Regions from separate parts of the Homo sapiens genome. Here region 1 is linked to region 2. Evidence: read pairs that join two places in POLR2A ChIA-PET (ENCODE). Cell type or tissue: CD4-positive, alpha-beta T cell. All regions are shown on one strand. Each heading gives the region's core, and the rest is flanking DNA. Links, peaks and the distances in the headings are about the cores only. Region 1 overlaps PRPF38B (pre-mRNA processing factor 38B). Region 2 overlaps HENMT1 (HEN methyltransferase 1).

Region 1 (10,043 bases), core at 1,387-9,386, 57 kb after region 2:
TCCTTGTGTGCTTGCACTATAGGTTTGGGACTGACAATAGCTGACTAACATGTCCTGAGCTGTGAGAGGGCATAGCAAGAAGGCCTTCATGCGGTAATGACCCTTTTCAGAGACAATGGTCATCATGGATTATGCGTTTCCAATTATTTGTTCATTTATTTATTTTCTACATAACTAAATTAGAAACCTCACTGCTTCATGGCAGTTGGTTTGCTATTGCTTCCAGTTTTATTAGGGCTTCATTTTATATTAGAGCTGTTAAAAGATAACCTTTAGACAGGAATTATCTAAAGTAGATCATATGTAGCTAGGTTATGGTGCAAGGTATATGATGTGTGCAAATATGTCCACAGAAATAAATACATAGTAGGTATGTGGAATGTAAATTTAAGTCAATCGTTCCGCATAGTTTAGAAATGTAAGGGGCTTTTTCATATTGTTAACTGAGTGAGATCAGTTCCCTTTATGCCTGTGAGGCTGCAGGGTTTGTTCTCACTTGCATGCACACACTAAGCCCAAATATTTCTGTTCATTCATTGTCAGATCAGGATATGAAAATAAAATTTTTCTGTTAGTTTTTTTTGTATTGAGATTCCAAAGATGGTAATATTTTTATAATATTCATGTATATATGGAAATACTTTTTTTGACGGCTAGGGTATCTTTTGTGTTTCTGTAGGACCTAGATGTGAAGGCTGGTGGAGGCTGTGTAATGACCATTGGAGAAATGCTACGATCTTTTCTCACAAAACTGGAGTGGTTTTCTACCTTGTTTCCAAGAATTCCAGTTCCAGTTCAAAAGAATATTGATCAACAGATTAAAACCCGACCTAGAAAAATCAAGAAAGATGGGAAGGAAGGTGCTGAGGAAATAGACAGACATGTTGAACGCAGACGTTCAAGGTAATGTCACTCTTGAATTATGCTTATTTTTCATATATGCTTTATACAAAATTAATGGTTCTGAGAAATAGCAAGTTCTTAGGAATTTGTTTTTACTGTTCATTTTATTAGTTTGTCACTTTTACCCCCCAAAGATTATTTTCTTCCTTTCAGGGCTTTTTCTATAAAATTATGCATCTGTAAATGAGAACAATAAAATTTTTTGCTTTAATGATTCTTGACATGGCCTTAAGCTTGAGGACATGAATAAATAATGCTGTTGAAAGTTTTACTGTGAAAAGAATTGCATATGTTTTATTCATTGAAATTTTCTTTCTCCCTCCGCCTTCCTTAGGTCTCCAAGGAGATCTCTGAGTCCACGGAGGTCCCCAAGAAGGTCAAGAAGTAGAAGTCATCATCGGGAGGGCCATGGGTCTTCTAGTTTTGACAGAGAATTAGAAAGAGAGAAAGAACGCCAGCGACTAGAGCGTGAAGCCAAAGAAAGGGAGAAAGAACGGCGAAGATCCCGAAGTATTGACCGGGGGTTAGAACGCAGGCGCAGCAGAAGTAGGGAAAGGCATAGAAGTCGCAGTCGAAGTCGTGATAGGAAAGGGGATAGAAGGGACAGGGATCGAGAAAGAGAGAAAGAAAATGAGAGAGGTAGAAGACGAGATCGTGACTATGATAAGGAAAGAGGAAATGAACGAGAAAAAGAGAGAGAGCGATCAAGAGAAAGGTCCAAGGAACAGAGAAGTAGGGGAGAGGTAGAAGAGAAGAAACATAAAGAAGACAAAGATGATAGGCGGCACAGAGATGACAAAAGAGATTCCAAGAAAGAGAAAAAACACAGTAGAAGCAGAAGCAGAGAAAGGAAACACAGAAGTAGGAGTCGAAGTAGAAATGCAGGGAAACGAAGTAGAAGTAGAAGCAAAGAGAAATCAAGTAAACATAAAAATGAAAGTAAAGAAAAATCAAATAAACGAAGTCGAAGTGGCAGTCAAGGAAGAACTGACAGTGTTGAAAAATCAAAAAAACGGGAACATAGTCCCAGCAAAGAAAAATCTAGAAAGCGTAGTAGAAGCAAAGAACGTTCCCACAAACGAGATCACAGTGATAGTAAGGACCAGTCAGACAAACATGATCGTCGAAGGAGCCAAAGTATAGAACAAGAGAGCCAAGAAAAACAGCATAAAAACAAAGATGAGACTGTGTGAAAATATTTTGTAAAAGTGGATCACATTGAATCCTATAAATGATTAAATCTGCTTTTTTCCCCCACGTTGAGATTGTGCAGTAGTTCGCACTCCTCAAGCTCTCCCTGTAGGCTGCATTTTCATTTCCTCTTTCGTGTAGGGAAGTGCCTTTGTAATTCCATTTATTGCATTGGTGTTTTCACCCAATTGTTAAGTTTGATACATGATGCACAGATTGTTCTTGCATTTTTATTGTTTGTTTTTGAAATGTACAGTCTGTACATATGTCCTGAAAATGTTTTAATTCCTTTGGCATGGTTGCCATGTTGGTTAAATTTGTATAAGGCAATAAACTGCCACTAATCTATTTTTGTTTTGTAGGTGTGGGATTATGGTTTGTGTACTGAAGTTAGCATGGCTGTGCTTTTCGTAATAGAATGCTAAAGACTTTGAGAATGGATCTTGGATGTCTATTATAGGAGAAGTATGTGCTGCCAATGTACAAGAAGGCAGCATTGTAGGATTAACATTCTTGTCTACTGTATATTATCTTGGAAGGCTCTTGTTAATATGTTACACTTAATATTCTCCACAGTTACCTTTAGAGAGAATTTATGAGAAGTTAGTTTCTGATGCAGAGGTTTTTAGGCTGTGATTTCATCAAAAGTCCTTTTAGCATTCTACCTCAAAGGGACACTTAGTATGCCTAAAATTTATTCACTTAGTTTTCCTTTTTTATTTGAAAAAATACATGACATGTAATCTTTTTTTCTTGAATTCTTTCTCAGATTTTAAAGTACTATATTAAAGAAAAAAATTAATGTCTAAAGCCTAGCATTCTTGCAGAACCCTATACTAACATGTAATGGGGAGAGGGTGGGGCAGATGAGTAGAGAAACAGATTCAAGCCTCAAGCTTCCAAAGCATTTTTATAAATGGAAAATCCTTAAATTATGAAACAGCTTGATATAGTGTCCTTTTTTTAAAATTCAGAACTTTTTTTATTGATAATGGAGATTGCTGTTTGAGTTTTTAAACTTAATCTAGAACAGAGGAGTATTAAAAGTAATGCTGTGCTGCATTATTTAAGACTATCAGCAAATTATTTGATAGATTGTTCTTACAACTTGTATTCTGATTACAGAACCATCATGAGTGTGGAATAAATACTGGATTAAATCCTTTATCCTGGGTCTTGGCTTTTCCCCCATTTGTTAAATTTTTTTAGCATATTTATATTGTGGAAATTGATGAAACGTCAGTAGAGTCACACTTTGTGTACAGGGATGTCTTAGTGCCCAGATGACAAGTGAATTTTGGAGAAATGCATAGACTGGGATTGGGCATGTGGTAATCAATAATCTTTATTAGAATACTTGATAATGGCAGTTCCCTTTGTCAGTGGTTGTTACATGTGTCATTTGATTACTTTGTTCCATGTCAAAGACGTTTATTGGGATACCTTTTACTTGGACAATATGTTAGCATTTTTTAAAATTTGGACTTGAAATTCTTTAAGATAATTCACCCAATTCTTTTTAGAAAAGAAAATAGAGGCCCAAAGTAATGATGTCAGTGCTAGGGCTAAAACTCAGTATTCTGACAGTGTAGTGAACCTGGCACGCACATTGAGGTTTGTTTTATCTCACTGGTTATACTGGCCAACTAATGCGCACTCAGAAGCCACCTTGCAAAAATGTTAAATGGAGCAAACGAGTACACTTGCAAGAGTCCTCCATATGTGGGCTTAACATATGTACCACTCCATTTTAGAAAAATCTCATTAAATGAATTCTTCTAAAAATGATATGCTTTTTTCTTTTTTAAGAAAATTCCTTTGTCTTTTAAATTGAGCATCAAGTGAATTAGTGCTATAGACACCCAGAAGTTAGAAAAACCTATTGTATAATATGAAAGCCACTAAATTTGTCTTGTGTTGAAAATCTACTTTTAGCATACCTAAATTATGGAGCTACTACTTTGGATATGGTTCCATGTGAAATGTTTTATCTGACTATTTTAAGTAAAATGTGGAAAGAATTTAAATTACTTCACATGGAGGTGAAAGAACTATCACCTCGATTGACAGTTCGATGATCGTCACTACATTTGATTTCTTGTGGGTTTTTAGTTTGTTTTTGTTTTGAGACGGGCCTGGCTCTGTCACCCAGACTGGAGTGCAGTGGTGCAATCTCTGCTCACTGCAGCCTCCACTTCCCTGGCTCAAGTGATCCTCCGAACTTGGCCTCCTAAGTAGCTGGGACCACAGGTGCATGCTAGCACACCCGGCTAATTTGTATTTTTGGTAGGGTTGGGATTTCGCCATGTTGCCCAGGCTGGTCTTGAACTCCTGGCCTCAAGTGATCCACCCACCTCAGCCTCCCAAAGCGCTGTGATTACAGGTGTGAGCCACCACTCCAGTCCCTTCTTACGATTTTTAAATATGTTTGCTTTTGAGGAAAATTATGGTAGGTGTGAGAACATGTAAATTGTGCTAGTTATTGCTATATATATGCATGATTTATTTGGAGAGTGGCTTCCTAAGAAACTGGGAAAACAAGTGGCTATGAAAGACATCTCACATTTCTTGAAACATGAGAACATTTGGACACGAACATCACACGCCGGGGCCTGTTGTGGGGTGGGGGACTAGGGGAGGGATAATATTAGGAGAAATACCTAATGTAGATGACAGGTTGATGGGTGCAGCTCACCACCAAGGTACATGTATATCTAGGTAACAAACCGGCACGTTCTGCACATGTATCTGAACTTAAAGTATAATTTAAAAAAATTTTTAATACAGCTTAATAAGCATCCTCCATCCAGTTTTTGTACTTACTGGAATGATTTCACCTTTCCATGTATTAAAATCTTTTGCCTGTTTTTAATGTTCAATTTGCAATTAAATTCTATACATGGGCGAGTATATCATCAATCTTAAACTTTTAATATAAAGTGTTCATTTTAATATTGCCCTGTTTTTATCTCCTAACTCTGATTTAGTTCCTCAGTTCCTCTAAGGCAATGGTTGTTTTGAGTTCTGGGCCCACTTTTTAGTAATCTGATGAAAGCTACCATCCTGTCTAAAAAAAAGTACCCCACTAGGTGCAGTGGCTCACATCTGTAATCCCAGCACTTTGGGAGTCCGAGGCCAGTAGGTCACCTGAGGTCAGGAGTTTGAGACCAGCCTGGCCAACATGCTGAAACCCCATGTCTACTAAAAAGTGGAAAATACGGGCCGGGTGTGGTGGCTCATGCCTGTAATCCCAGCACTTTGGGAGGCCAAGGCGGGCAGATCACAAGGTCAGGAGTTCGAGACCAGCCTGGCTAACACAGTGAAACCCCGTTTCTAATAAAAATACAAAAATTAGCCGGGTGTGGTGGTGTATGCCTGTAGTCTCAGCTACTTGGGAGGCTGAGGTAGGAGAATCCCTTGAAACCAGGAGGCAGAGGTTGCAGTGAGCTGAGATCACGCCACTGCACTCCAGCCTGGTTGACAGAGCAAGACTCCGTCTCAAAAAATCAAAATACAAAATACAAAATACGCCGGGTGTGGTGGTGCACGCCTGTAATCCCAGCTACTCCGGATGCTGAGGCAGCAGAGTCGCTTAGAACCTGGGAGGCGGAAGTTGCGGTTAGCCGAGATCTCACCACTGCACTCCAGCCTGGGCGAGAGAAGGAGGCTGTGTCTCAAAAAGTACCTTAAAATTTGTGTGTAACTTCAAAGGAACTCACAAACTGCCCTAGGACTTTGGTTCTGTTCATTAACTGATTTTTTTAAAACTATGCTTAGATGTACAGTGTTTGGGAATTAATAAACCAGAAACTTAAGTTCCTAAGAGTACTTAGGCAGTTAGTTGCAAAGGCAGTATCTGTTTTGTTATTTTACTTAGAGCTGCAGAGGAAGAAAAAAATGACAATGGTATTCACTTAATTCTCTTCCCTAAAAGTTGTGCTTTATTATAAAGTTTTTGGTTAGTAGAGATGAGGTCCCACCACTGGCAGTTTGTACATCTTTCAACTGATGCCAACGTGCAACCTCAAACACTGACTAGTGGACCAATTCTCAGGTGATATTGGCCAACTGATGGGCGTTGATTCTGTTCCTAGTTTGATTCTATTACGTAAATGCTGAAATCAGCCTTGAATGACTAAATTATAGGACCTCTTAAGTAGAGATGATTTTACGTGGCAGGAAACGCTTCTTGGTAGTGTCACTCTGAAATTTCCCCTCCGTCATTCCACCCTATAAAGTCCCACAGTACTTTGCAAGTACCTCTGAAATGGCATTTATTGGGACCATTGTCACAACTGGAAAATGTTAGCATCATGGCTGACTTAAAATCCGTTATTTGATTTCTCAGAGTATTGATATTCAAAGCATTTCTATTTACATAATCATGATCCACAATGTGTAGCACAGATATGTATCCAGATGTGTGTGTTAGGGGGTGGGGGGTGCTTTTTCAGCCTATTGCATAAACAGAGAACTGACCTTACAGCATTTCATGTAAGCCCTGAGGTTTTGCCACAAGGATTGGAAAAAGAACTACTTATTGTAAAGAAATCCTCACATAAGCTTCCCTGATCTGCAGGTACTTAAAGTCCACCAATCTTCAGTTGGTTTTCCTTGGCTGATTCTTGTTCTGGCCATTCTGAAGCTGAATTATTTCTCTGTTTCTTGAGTCAGTGCAATTAGTCACACACATCCCTGCCCCGCCCTCCAACAAATTCCATCAGCTATGAACCTCTGACATCCAAAATAAACATATAATCTAAGTGAAAACAAGCAGTGCTTGCTGAGCAAATGCAAGGGAAGACCTCTTGTCTTCTCCTTCCCTCTTATTTAGAAATTTTGAAGTCAATGTCCTGGATATTCGACTATACCAATAGAGGGAAAATCTTAAATGCAACACTCATCCAGCCAATCCAGGTACTGGTTCGGTGAACATTTCCTGAATGAAGTGTTCCATGGGTTAGCCGAAACTTGTGCAGGGACAGCCAGTGATTTGTGGATGTGCCAGTTATTTATACATTTTCTAGCTCCACATCCACCTTTTATTTCCCTGCTTCGTGATTCTGGAGCTGGGCCTTTTAAACATTTTTCCATTGCCGGCTGGCATAATGTTAAGCGTGTCAGTGGAGCATGCTGGAGGGAGCTGCAGCAGAGAGGTGTGTTTTCTTTTTTCTTTTTGCTTCTCCATTGTGTAGGGGCCAGTGGCATGTAGAGCACCCAGCAATATATATCCCCCAGCAAATTTCAGTACCATCTCATTGAGAGAAGTGGGAGTTCCCCGCAAGTCCACGAGTCCCCTGCCCGCTTCCCAGCAAGTTTGCTAGTGCTCCAGCAGGCACCTGCCCAGGAGTTTCAGCAGGACCTCACAGGTTTCCCAGTAAGTCTCAGTGGCACCCCAGTGGGTGGCCTCCTAGCTACTTTTGTTGACACCTCTGCTCTCCAGCTCCAACCTTCAGCTTCTCAGCATTTGCTGAGAAGCCACAACTGCACCCTCGCCAACAAGGTCTGAATCTCAGTCTAGCAAGGGAACGTCTCCTAATGTTTTCGTTTTTTGTTTGTTTGTTTTGTTTTGGTTGTTATTGTTGTTTTAGACAGAGCCTTGCTCTGTCACCCAGGCTGGAGTGCAGTGGCACGATCTCAGCTCGCTGCAGACTCAACCAGGGCTCAAGCAATCCTCCAGCCTCAGCCTCCTGAGTGGTTAGGAAGGATTATTATGGGCGGGTGCCCCTACAACTGGCTGATTTTTATTTTTCTTCCTAGGGACTGGGTCTTACTGTGTTTCCCAAGCTGGTCTCAAACTCCTGGCCTCAAGCAATCCTCCCTCCTTGGCCTCCCAAAGTGCTGAGATTACAGATGTGAGCCACTGTGCCCAGCCACGTCCCCCACATTTGTTCTTTTCTTGGGTCCTCTGCCTCAGCACTAGAGGTAATGGCTGCTCCCTATATCCACTATTACTGTATTTTTTTAGCCTTCTCTTTACCTTTAGTAGTTAACCCCGTTACTGGTTAATAATTCTTTGTATCAAACTTTGCCTCTTGGAATTACTGTGTGTTTTCTGTCTCTGGACTGGACCCTGAATGGTACAATGTATTAAAATGATGCCAGTCATATGGATGCTCCCTCCTTTGGCTGGCTGATGAAGTAGTCTAGTATAAAGGGCTCAGCCCAAGAAGTTTGTTGAGAATTATGTAAGTGAATCAGACAGGCTTCTTTCAGAATTTTAACAGAAAACTAAGAATTGGCCAGTCCTTAGAAGAGTGGACAAGATGCATAGTTGTCTTACAACAGTGACCATGTAAAAGAGTCACCGGACCCTGAAGCTGCCTCACTTCCTGCTGGCTTTCTAGTTTTTTCCCAGTCTGGTCAGTGGATATCCTTGCAATTTCTCTGTTTTTCTTAAGGTGGCCTGAGTTTCTCTTCCCTGGAATACAGGAGCCTAACTCTGGTTTCTTTTATTGTAATAACCAGGAATCTCTGATCAGTAAGGGTCTTCCTGATATTTTCTAACATTGAGTTTTTAATCTGTTTATCCTTGTTAGTACCAGCAAGAAAATACCATCTACTTAATTTGAGTGAAGAAGAAAAAAAGTGGTGTGTGTTTGTGACAAAAAGTGGGGTTTGTTTGTTTGAGACATGGTCTTGCTCCGTTGCCCAGGCTGGAGTACAGTGGCACGATCGTGGCTCACTGTAGTCTCAACCTCCCAAGCTCAAGTGATCCTCCTACCTCAGCCTCCCAAGTAGCTGAGACTATAGGCACACACCACCACACCTGGCTAATTTTTTATAGAGGTGGGGTCTCACTGCATTGCCCAGGCTGGTCTGGAACTCTTGGGCTCAAGTAACCCTCCCACCTTGGCCTCCCAACATGCTGGGATTATGGGCATGAGACACCATGCTGGGCCCAAATAGGAAGTTTTATATGATTCCTCTTTTTTTTTTTTTTTTGGTGGAAATGGTCTGCCTTTGGCAGAAGGGGGATGTAAGGGCATGGTGGAAGACTACATTATGGATTAGGGCCACTAAAAATCTTGCAGTTTCCAATGTTTTCCTGGAGTTAATCCTACTCTACATTCCTTCTATATCCCTAAATATTTCTTTTTGATATCCCCTACAATGGCCACTTCAAATCTTTACTAGTTTCTGAAGTTCCTACTTCATCTCCATATTCATTTCATATTCATATTTACTGCAGCCTTGACCTCCCTGGGCTCAAGCACTCCTCCCACCTCAGCCTGCTGAGTAGCTGGGGCTACAGGCACACGCCACCCCACCTGGAGACTTTTTTATATTTTTGGTAGAGATGGGGTCTCTCCATGTTGCCCAGGCTGCTCTCAAACGCCTAGGCTCAAGTGATCCACCTGCCTTGGCCTCCCAAAGTGTTGGGATTATGGGCATGAACCAATGCGCCTGGCCACCTCTCTCTATATCTTTCCGTTACATGTCTTAAATTCTGCCCTTGGCTGATCTACCTATGCACCAGATCACATTTATTTATTCATTCATTTGTGTGGTAGACTGCCAATTGTTCCCCAATAGAGATTACTGGAATGTATCGTTAGTCTCTTTTATCTCCTCTCACTGAATTCTGCTGCTTAGAACTTTAATGTGATAGCTGGAACTTTATCTTGGACCAAGAAGGAGGGCCTCCTCCTAGGGATGGCAGACTAAAGAGGAAAAAGGAGCCTGGGTCTCTCAAGACTCCGTGGAATAGAATTGCCACGCCACTCCTGGAGGCTTTGCCTCTACTATTTTATATCAGGAAGAAACTTCTGGTTAAGCCACTGTTATAGGTTTTCTGTCCACTCTCAGCAAAACCTAATCCCGACTAATCACAGTTCTGAGATCTGGAATTGCACACCAAGTAACATAAGCTAAAGTAGTGCGCATGAGCTTAGTGAAGGAGGGTGGGTGTCAGGAAGCATCAACACAGGCATGTGTGGTCTGGAAAG
Region 2 (10,043 bases), core at 753-8,752:
TAATCCCAGCACTTTGGGAGGCCAAGGCAGGCGCGTCACTAGAGGTCAGGAGTTTGAGACCAGCCTGACCAACATGGTGAAACCCCATCTCTACTAAAAATACAAAAATTAGTCGGGTGTGGTGGTGCACGCCTGTAATCCCAGCTACTCAGGAGGCTGAGGCAGGAGAATCGCTTGAACCCAGGAGACGAGGTTGCAGTGAGCCGAGCTCGCACCATTGTACTCCAGCCTGGGCGACAGAGCAAGACTCCATCTCAAAAAAAAAAAAAAAGTATAATTGGATTGTTTGTAACACAAAGGATAAATGCTTGAAGTAACAGATACTGTTACTTCACATTATTAATGATAAATGTTAAAACACATTTACCCTGATGTGATTATTACACATTACATGCCTATATCAAAATATCTCATATACCCCCTATATACACCTACTATGTACCCACAAACATTTTTTCACTATTACAGTTTAAGATCATCACTTAACAAATGGTATTTATGTCACCTATATCCTCGTACAGACTGTTCTATTCCCATAGACCAGAATGTCCTCAGAGAACAAAAACAATGCCAACAGTGTCCCTCTGCTGATATTCAAATTATAATAGCAATTTAATATTAATAAAGAACTATGGTTTAATGTCAGTTTGAACCCAGCATCTTCTCTGCAGATTGTCAGGGCCTCCCTGGACAGTGCAGATTTAAAAAGGTTATATGACTAAAGAGAAAGCACCCTGCTCTTGTCAGGACAGAGTAGGGTATGGACACTCTAGGGGAAAACCTCCACACTCCTCCCCAGTACAGAGGATCACCCAGAATAACTTTGTACCAGATCACAGCAGAACCTGGCAGGACTCTGATCTGCCCCCTCAGATGCTGCCCACATCTCCAACATGGAGTTCTCAGACCCAGCCTTCTTGTTTCGACTTGGCCCACCTTTCTTCAACACCTGGTGGCTTTCTTCCTCTTTCTCTGTCTGTCCTTCCCTTTCTCTTTCACCTGTTTTCACTTCGCTTCCTGTACCTATGCATCACTTATCTGGTAGCAGCACATAATGAAATCTTTCCTTCCATTTGTATGATAGGTAGGAAATCACTGGTGGAATTAATCCAGTCCACATTATACAAAGTTTAACAGAAAATTAAGAAACCTAGGCTGGGCGCAGTGGCTCACGCCTGTAATCCCAGAACTTTGGGAGGCCGAGGTGGGTGGATCATCTGAGGTCAGGAGTTTGTGGCCAGTCTGACCAACATGGTGAAACCCCGTCTCTACTAAAAATACAAAAAATTAGCTGGGCGTGGTGGCGGGTGCCTGTAATTCCAGCTACTTGGGAGGCTGAGGCAGGAGAATCACTTGAACCCGTGAGGTGGAAGTTGCAGTGAGCTGAGATCGTGCCATTGCACTCCAGCCTGGGCGACAGAGTAAGACTCTGTCTAAAAAAAAAAAAAAAAAGAAACCTAAACAGGCATAAATTTAGACAGTCCCTGGGTCAGTGATCTCTATTCCATGTGAACCTATTTAATAGGAAATGTCAGAAAATTTCCCAAATGAATGTTTAGACCTCATTCCCATGCATTTATAACCCAGCTAGGTTGAGGTATTACCTCAACCATTTCTTAAGAAATTGACTTCACCGCAGATCTTCAAACCATTTCAACACTGTTTTTCCTTAGTGTATGCATTGCAGAAAACCTCAAACCTCTGCAGAAAGTTGGCATGCTAAGCTTTTTTGGCATCTTGTTTTTTGAATCTTATATTGGGGAACCCTTAAAGCGAGTATGTGCAGCTACTTAAAATAGGAAAAGTGTGCCACCTTCTGGCCTTGAACGTCTGTTGATTCAGTTCAAATCTACCTGTCTCAAGTGATCCTATCTGCTCCTATTTCACATATATTTCATGAAATTTAGACCAAAGGAAAAACACATTTTTTATCTTGTAATTTTTAAAATTTGAAATAATTTCAACAGACTTTGAAGCATTGCACATTTTGCTTAAAGTAAAATTGTTTCCTTTGGTGTAGGATTAATGAAAAATTCTCTAAGTACAGTTCCATGAAGATTTCTACCCAAAAGCACTGCTTGGGCAGCATGGTAAAGAACATATGTACAGGGCCAGGTGGGAAACAGCAGTGAGAACACACAGAGCCTGTTCAGTGAAAGCAAAGGCTCTGATGGGTCAAGGGTGATGTGTGGGAGCAGGGAGTCATGTTGTTGGGTAAGACAATACAATCAGATCACAGTTTAATCTGACTAATTCTAGCTTGAGTCTAGCATGCAGGATGAAGTTGAGCATGTAGAAAGAAATGAGATTGTTGCAGCAGTGGAGGCAAAAGTGTGCAGGCAGAGTACACACAATTCAGCAGGAACATTAAGAACCCAACAGAGAAATAGAGGACATGAATTGTTAACTTTCAAGATAAAAGGTATTAACACATACTGCTGGCTTCAAAAGCTTGTATTTAACATTTACTATACACATTTCCAACTTCCAGCTCCTAGCAGCTTGTTTGCTAGACCTCAGCAATATTCCCAGCTGTCCCCTTTTTCTAGATATCACCAAGGATGTGCATCATATATGTGAAAGGAAAATATCTTGGACCCCTAAAATCACTAAGCGAAAGGAAAATTCAAACTGGAAACTACTCAGGGCAAACCTAGCTCCCATTCTATTCAAAGTCATCCCTCTGCTCACTGAGGTAGATGCATATCTGACTGCCTCCTTTGGAAAAGCTTATCAGAAACTCAAAAAAATGCAACCATTTGTCTCTCCTCTACCAGTGCCCTGGAAGCTCCCTCCTTGCTTTGAGTTGTCCCCGCCTTTCTGGATGGAACCAATGTACTTCTTACATATATTGATTAATGTCTCATGTCTCCCTAAAATGTATAAAACCAAGATGTGCCCCGACCACCCTGAGTACATGTTGTCAGGACCTCCTGAGACTGTGTCATGGGAGCGTGTCCTCAACCTTGGCAAAATAAACTTTCTAAATTAGCTGAGACCTGTCTCAAATGTTCGAGGTTCACAAATATAATGATAAGCCATGTTTGCTGTAGTTAGCACCTAGCATCCTTCATGAAGGCAGAAACCCACAGTTCTCAGTCTTCAAAAGACCACATTGCCACTGCTGACACTGCTCAGTCCCTGACTTCCTGTCAACTGCTCGACACACAGTCTCCACAGGACCAGGCATAACGAGATAAAGATTTAATGTTCTTGGCACCCAAACTCTAGTTGAAGAAATTGCCTTTATTTGGAGTTCTCCCTTGATAACCGCTGGCAGAACTGAGGGCTGAGAACACTTGAAGGGAGCTGAACTGCTGGGCGTGCCGTGGGGCAGCAGGTTGGCAGTCACAGGAAAGGAGGGGAGGGGGTGGGGCAAGCGAGGGCAGCTGGGGAAGGTGAGCTGGGAGCTGCTGCCAGATGAGAAGGAGGGTAAGGTGGGATGTGTTTGAGGAGCCTCGGAGCAGCATAGAAGGGGCTGAGATTCACATCTCAGTTGTATGGAACTGAACTTGAAGGCAGGCAGTGCTGTGATAACGTAAGCTTTTAGGAAATCATAGAAGTCTCAGAGTTTTGGAGTTACCCAGACTATGGAAATAGGAGTTGGAGGCAAATTATATTCAGATCTCAAGGGCCAGGGAGGTTTCAATACCTGGTAGTGCAGATTTCGTATCTAGTCTGGGAGGTGGGCAGTGGCAGTGAGAACCTTCTCTCAAAGAAGACTGCAGATTAAACTCTGTCTCCTGCTCAGCGCACTTGTTTTCACATTGTCTGTGGTGGCTTTGACTCAAGCAGAGTTGAATAGTTGTGATAGAGACTGGATCACCTGCAAAGATTTACTGTCTAGCCCCAAAAGCACGTCTGGCAACCCCTGACCTCAAGTATTAATGAGCCTTTCAGTGTGCAAAGAAAGGCCTGTATCCAGGTTGGGGGAAAGACAAACTTCTCAAGAAGAACGTAGGTACAGAAGCCGCAGAGAGAGCGGGAAGGCCATGGGGAAGAGCAGCTCCAGCCCCCATGGCAGTCATGAGCACTTAAAATGTTTCCACATGGGGGCTCCAGTGATTAGGCTCGAACAAAGTTAACTGATTAACTTTCAAGAAAGATCAGAGAAACGGCTGGTCTTGGCTAGAAACCTTGGCTCTACCACAGAAGAGCAATGATGAGAAGGGAACTCTAGAGTGAAAACTGCAGAGGCCTAGAAAGGTGAGGACGGACAGAGGGCCTTTGAGAGCAGGAATAGGGTGGGGCTACAAATCTCTTGTTCATGTGCACCTTTGAGCATTCATGGGGGAAGTCTGATAGCAGTATTAGAAATTCAAGGAAAAAACAGCTGGTTTACCAATGTAATGTGATTAAAAGACGGTTCTCATCAGAATCCCTCAATTCTCTCCCCCCTCACCAAATCCCCTTCCCATCTGCTTAATTATTAACCCTTGGAAACTCAGCTTGAGAATTACTCCCCCCAGCCCTCTCCCAGGCACCAACTCTGCATCTCCATAGCCCCCATTCCAGACCGCTCAGGATGTCCTAGCTGTGGCACAGATGGTTATTTGCCAGTGTTCCTTCTCCCCTTGTTCCTTGGCAGACCAAGTGGACACATGACCTCCCAGAATAAAAACTGTATTTCGCAGCTGATACGGTTTGGATCTGTGTCCCCATTCAAATCTCATGTCAAACTGTAATCCCTGATATTGAAGGAGGGGCCTGCTGGGAAGTGATCATGGGGGTGGGTCCTTTGTGAATGGTTTCGCACCATCCCCTTAGTGCTGTTCTCGTGACAGAGTCCGCCCAAGACCTGCTTAAACGTGTTCAGCACCACCCCTCGCTCCGCCTTGCTCCTGTTCCCACCATGTGAGATGCCTCGCCCCGCCCCAACCCTTTGCCTTCTGCCATTACTGGAAGTTTCCTGAGGCCTCCCCAGAAGCAGAAGCTGCTATGCTTCCTGTACACTCTGTGGAACCATGAGCCAATAAACCTCTTTATTACCCAGTCTCTGCTATTTCTTTACAGCAATGCAAGAACAGACTAATATATCAGCTTCCCTTTGTGTGGCCTGAAGACCACATTCTGATCAACAGGAAGTAAGCAGTCGTGTTGCGTAACAACCCACAGCAAGCTTTACCAGACAGCTTGTGTGTGCCCTTTGTCCCTTCTCTTCTTTCTGCTGTTTCAGAATATGAAAGTAGTAGCCAGAGCTCAAATCTCTCTCTCTGTCCCTGGATGGCATACTAAGTAGCCACAACATGCAAGATGGACGTCTGGGTCCCAAAAGTGGCAGAGCTCCCATGCCTGGGGCTTACCTCTGGACTCCTGTGCCTAAGAAATGCCTCTCATTTAAACTACTGTTTTCCCCCATGAGGTGAAGCTATGTTTCTTTCTCCCATTAGTACTACCACCCCAATTCCAACCAGAGAAGTACTACCACCCCAATTCCATCCTCAGAAGAGGGTGCTCAAAAAACAATCCCAGCACTTTGGGAAGCTGAGGCAGGAGGACCACTTGAGCCCAGAAGTTCAAGACCAGTCTGGGCAACATAGTGAGACCCTATCTCTACAAATTTTTAATTAGCTGGGCATGGTGGTACATGCCAGTAGTTCAAGCTACTGGTGGGGAGGAGGTGAGGTGGGAGGATTATTTTAGCCCAGAGGCTGAGGCTACAATGAGCCATGATTGTGCCACTGCACTCCAGCCTGGGTAACAGAACAAGACCCTGTCTCAAAAAAACAACAACAACAACAACAAAACATGGACAGCAATTACATCATGAAGAGGCTTCTATGCCCTCCAACCACCTGCATTCCTGTTTTATTGATGTTCTAGGCTAAATATTACACAGGTTAGAATTTGGCATTAAGGAGATAGAGAATCCCAGAAAAATTTTAAAGCTACTCTTACCCCAAAGAAAAGGTTTTGAACACTATATTTGATAACTTTCTCTTAAATTTTTAATATCACAATTGATATGGTTTGTATTTCTGTCCTTGCCCAAATCTCATGTCAAATTGTAATCCCCAATATTGGAGGAGGGGGCTGGTGGGAGGTGATTGGGTTATGAGGGCGGATTTCCCCCTTGCTATTCTTGTTATTAAACCTGGTTGTTTAAAAGTGTGTAGACCTCCCCAAGCTCTCTTCCTCCGGCTCTAGCTATATAAGACGTGCCTGCTTCCCCTTCGCCTTCCACCAAGACTGTAAGTTTCCTGAGGCCTCCCCAGCTTCCTGCATGCTTCCTGTGCAGCCTGCAGAACTGTAAGTCAATTAAACCTCTTTTCTTTATAAATTACCCAGTCTCAGGTAGTTCTTCACAGCAATGTGAGAACAGACTAACAACAATCAACTCATGGCTTTAACACAAAAAAAATAGGTAAGTTCAAAATTAACATATTACCACATCCAACTTCTTTATTCTTGAGAAAACAAAAAAGTCCAAAATCAAAGGAAAGCACCCGTTTTAAACCCTCATATCTTTCTCAGGGCTCACTGCAGTCTGGCCATATCTCAAGCAGGTCTGTCCAATGGCTTGGAACATAGACTTTTGCAGTGAAACTTTAAAAACATTACTTGAATTAGGATTACACAAAAAAAACTAAATTCTAAGTGAGCACAACTATCGCTGAGACCCTGAAATTTCAGGAAATAAACATGGTTCAAAACTCAAACTGTTCATCAAAATAATTACGCAGGTCAGCCACCACTGCAGAACCATCACTGCTCAGAGGAATTGAGTCAGCAATGACTGATCTCATCATCTCTTCATTAGCACATAAGCGGTTCAACTTGGGATACGCAAGGAGTCTCTGCAGAGGTACGAAAAATTTATCTCCAACACAGAAGGGTGTGGGAGAGTTCTCTATCTTGGCCTTCTCAACCTCTGTGAAGACTGGTCCAAAGCATGGGACAGGGGCCTTTGAGCCACCAATGTCTTTGGGCTTATCACCCCGTTCCCCAGCCTGTTCTTTCCGCCTTGGCAGGTGGCTCACTCTTAAGCTTTCCACTTGTTGGGACACCTCATTAACCAACACAAGTTTAAAGAACCTTTCCTGCTGTAAGCTTGGGTATGAGGTGGTAAAAACCTGAAGGGAAAAAACAAAACACTTACAAGTGTATAATAATATAAACATACATAAATTTTCAAAGCCATCAATAACTTTTTTGCCATGTAAGAATAAATGTACATATTGAATATATGTCAGATCCTACTAATCGTAAATGCCTCAGTTATAATGGGAATCAAATCACTGACACATAGAAATTAACTATCCGATTTGCTTTCTAATGCTAATGCCCAATGTCTCCCAGCCAGGTTTCTACCAAGTCACATGAACCCAGTATTTCTACTTGATATTACAGGGGCAAGGGCAAAAAAAAATGAAAAATGGTTCAGTTAAAAGGGAAAACGTGGGTAAGTGCAGTGACTCACACCTGTAATCTCAGCATTTTAGGAAGATGGGGCAGGAGGATTGCTTGAGGATGGAAGTTCAAGACCAGCCTGGGCAACATAGTGAGACCCTGTCTCTACGGAAAAAAAAACAAAAAACAAAACAAAAAAAAGCTGAGCATGGTGGTGCACGCCTGTCGTCCTAGCTACTTAGGAGGCTCAAGTGGGAGGATCGTTTGTGCCCAGGAATTCAAGGTTACAGTGAGCCATGATTGTGCCGGTGCACTCCAGCCTCGGTGACAGAACAAGACCCTGTCCCTAATTAAATAAAATTTTTAAAGAGGGGGAGGAAGTGTTTCTTCTTCTTCTCTCTTTAAACCAAAAGGGTCTGAGAAGTTTGTAGGCTCAAAGAGTAATGTCCTAAGCCAAGCTGGGGAGAAACTGCTGCTGGCTTTCCTTTTTACTACTGATAATCCTAACAGATTACAAAAAGAGGTTGCTCAACTATTGCTTTCAAGTATTCTGGGTGTTTTTTTGTAGAGATGGGAGATCTCACTATGTTGTCCAGGCTGCACTCGAACTCCTGGGTTCAAGCAATCTTTCTACCTTGGCCTCCCAACATGCTAGGATCACAGGTGTGAGCCACTGTACCCAGCTACTTTGAAGTATTCTAAGACAACCCCAGCAGATCATTCCCTTTAACATGCCTTGAAACACCAAAAGGCCAGGCAGTCTCAAAGGACACCGTAGGCTAACTCGGACAGTAGTCATGGGGCCTGAAGAATTCTCCTAGAGTGAACCACAAAGCAAGGTCATTTACACTCATCTCTACTTTGGGGATTCTTACTCCCCAAAAAAGTTCACCATCCTAATGTATCTCTAGCCCTGATAGCTATCTCACAAAGAATACTCACAGCTTTATAAACATGCTGATCATGCTGCTCTGAAAGACATGATTCTGTTGCCTTTCCTCCATTTTTCCGGAAGATTCCTATCTGGGTACAGTATCCAACATTCTCAGCTCCAGCTGGTGGTTCCCCGACACCAGTAAACTCCACAGAGTAATCATAGCGATTTGCCACATATAAAGCCCTGAAACCAAAACGAGGACAGCAATCATTTTTCTAAATGTAGAGCTACTGTTAAATAAGGAACCATTTCTGGTCAGCAGTAAAAGAGAACATGAAAAATACAATGAACATAAATACTTCTAAGTTACAAATTCCTAACCACCAGTGTATTTATTTCTAAGAGAAGTCAAGGCAAGGATATAGTGTCAGTTTCCAATTTACCCTAAGAATATGGAAGACGAAAGGAAAATTATGGGCAGGGTGTAGGGGTGGACAAGGAGGCAACAAGTGCTCAACCCAACTACCCATTTGGGTTTGCAATTACACCAGAAAACATGACTAAGCCTCAGGAGATATCCCGGGGAGGGGCATGAGGCTCATTCTCACTGTCCCAAACCTTCCCTCTGTTTTGTTCCTCATCTCCATGCCAGTACTACAGATGCCTTCACATAAAAGGTGCCCAGTAACCACACCCCCTTTCCACACTTGCCCAAATGCAATGGTTCCTTTGTGATCTTATTACATACTAAGTCACACATTGGAATCAATTTTATTGGAAGAAAGTACAAAACAATTTAGGTAATGTATGTATATCAATATTTATTTCCTAAGATTTTAAACTCCAACAGGATCCCAAATAAACAAAAACCCTTCTGAACTTACCAGGTCTGAAACTCCATTCTGGTCCACTCAAATTTATGATCTGAATCTCTTAAGGTCACTGATGGAAACAGGGGATTGAATTCAGAGTTTGGTGTGCTGATGACAATCATGGATGGAGACAGGTACCCAAATACCACTTCAGGAAATCTGGCCAGATCACCTGAATCCAAATGTTCTATTCTAAAATGGTTAATGAGAAAGACATAATAAAATCTAGCTTCACTTGCACCTATTTTTCTAATTGATTTATCAAAAACAATTTCCATCTGTGTATCGATTTCTCCCTTCTTTGAATATGTAATAATGCTTATATGACCTAAGAACAATTATTCGGGCCAGGCACAGTGGCTCACGCCTGTAATCCCAACACTTTGGGAGGCCAAGGTGGATGGATCACCCAAGGTCAAGAGTTAAAGACCAGCCCGGCCAACATGATGAAACCTTGTCTCTACTAAAAATACAAAATTTTGCTGGGTGTGGTGGTGCATGCCTGTAATCCCAGCTACTCGGGAGGCTGAGGCGGGAGAATCACTTGAACCCAGGAGGCAGAGGTTGCAGCAAGCCAAGATTGCACCATTGCTCTCCAGCCTGGGTGACAAGCAAAACTCAGTCAAGAAAGATAGAAGAAAAAGAAAGAAGGAAGGAAGGAAGGAAAGAAAGAAAAGAAAGAGAGAGAGACAGACAGAAAGAAAGAGAAAGAGAGAGAAGAGAAGAGAGGGGAAGGGAGGGGAGGGGAGGGGGAAAAAGAACAATTATTCATATATTCTCATCCTTTCCTACCCCCCAACTCCATCTATGATGGCTCCCTTATCCAACCAAGGTCCTTTGCTGTGCTCTATGGCCTCATTATCAATACCTCTAAAAAAAAGTCTCTGAGGTTATACCTCCCTGATATAATGCATCAAGGAGGACAAAATCACTTCTATGATATT

Evidence for each region. ChIA-PET counts read pairs that join two places held together with the same protein. Peaks named below come from ENCODE experiments on the same cell type or tissue, not always from the same donor. Only the 100,000 strongest peaks of a DNase experiment are listed, where the experiment ranks them.
Region 1: POLR2A ChIA-PET joins it to region 2 with 12 read pairs; 16 of 35 experiments call an interaction of 5 or more read pairs at or near these places.

Annotation. Positions count from the first base shown.
Region 1 is chr1:108,697,925-108,707,967 of GRCh38, forward strand. It overlaps PRPF38B (pre-mRNA processing factor 38B), which reads left to right. Exons shown (of 6, transcript NM_018061.4): 5 at 680-903; 6 at 1,238-5,004. The coding sequence ends at 2,096. Among named protein-coding and RNA genes, the nearest start is that of FNDC7, 10 kb to the right of the region's middle. RefSeq lists an enhancer at 5,589-5,678. In CD4-positive, alpha-beta T cell, for the core only: no CTCF peak of the experiment used is centred there; DNase peaks (open chromatin) are centred at 3,737, 5,707 and 6,257; H3K4me3 peaks cover 1,424 bases; H3K27ac peaks cover 3,625 bases.
Region 2 is chr1:108,641,919-108,651,961 of GRCh38, forward strand. It overlaps HENMT1 (HEN methyltransferase 1), which reads right to left. Exons shown (of 8, transcript NM_001102592.2): 6 at 9,112-9,291; 7 at 8,293-8,470; 8 at 6,377-7,073. The coding sequence ends at 6,648. Among named protein-coding and RNA genes, the nearest start is that of HENMT1, 14 kb to the right of the region's middle. RefSeq lists a silencer at 620-820. In CD4-positive, alpha-beta T cell, for the core only: CTCF peaks have their summits at 1,820 (motif pointing left) and 2,020; DNase peaks (open chromatin) are centred at 1,803, 3,143, 4,003 and 4,983; H3K4me3 peaks cover 1,723 bases; H3K27ac peaks cover 4,489 bases.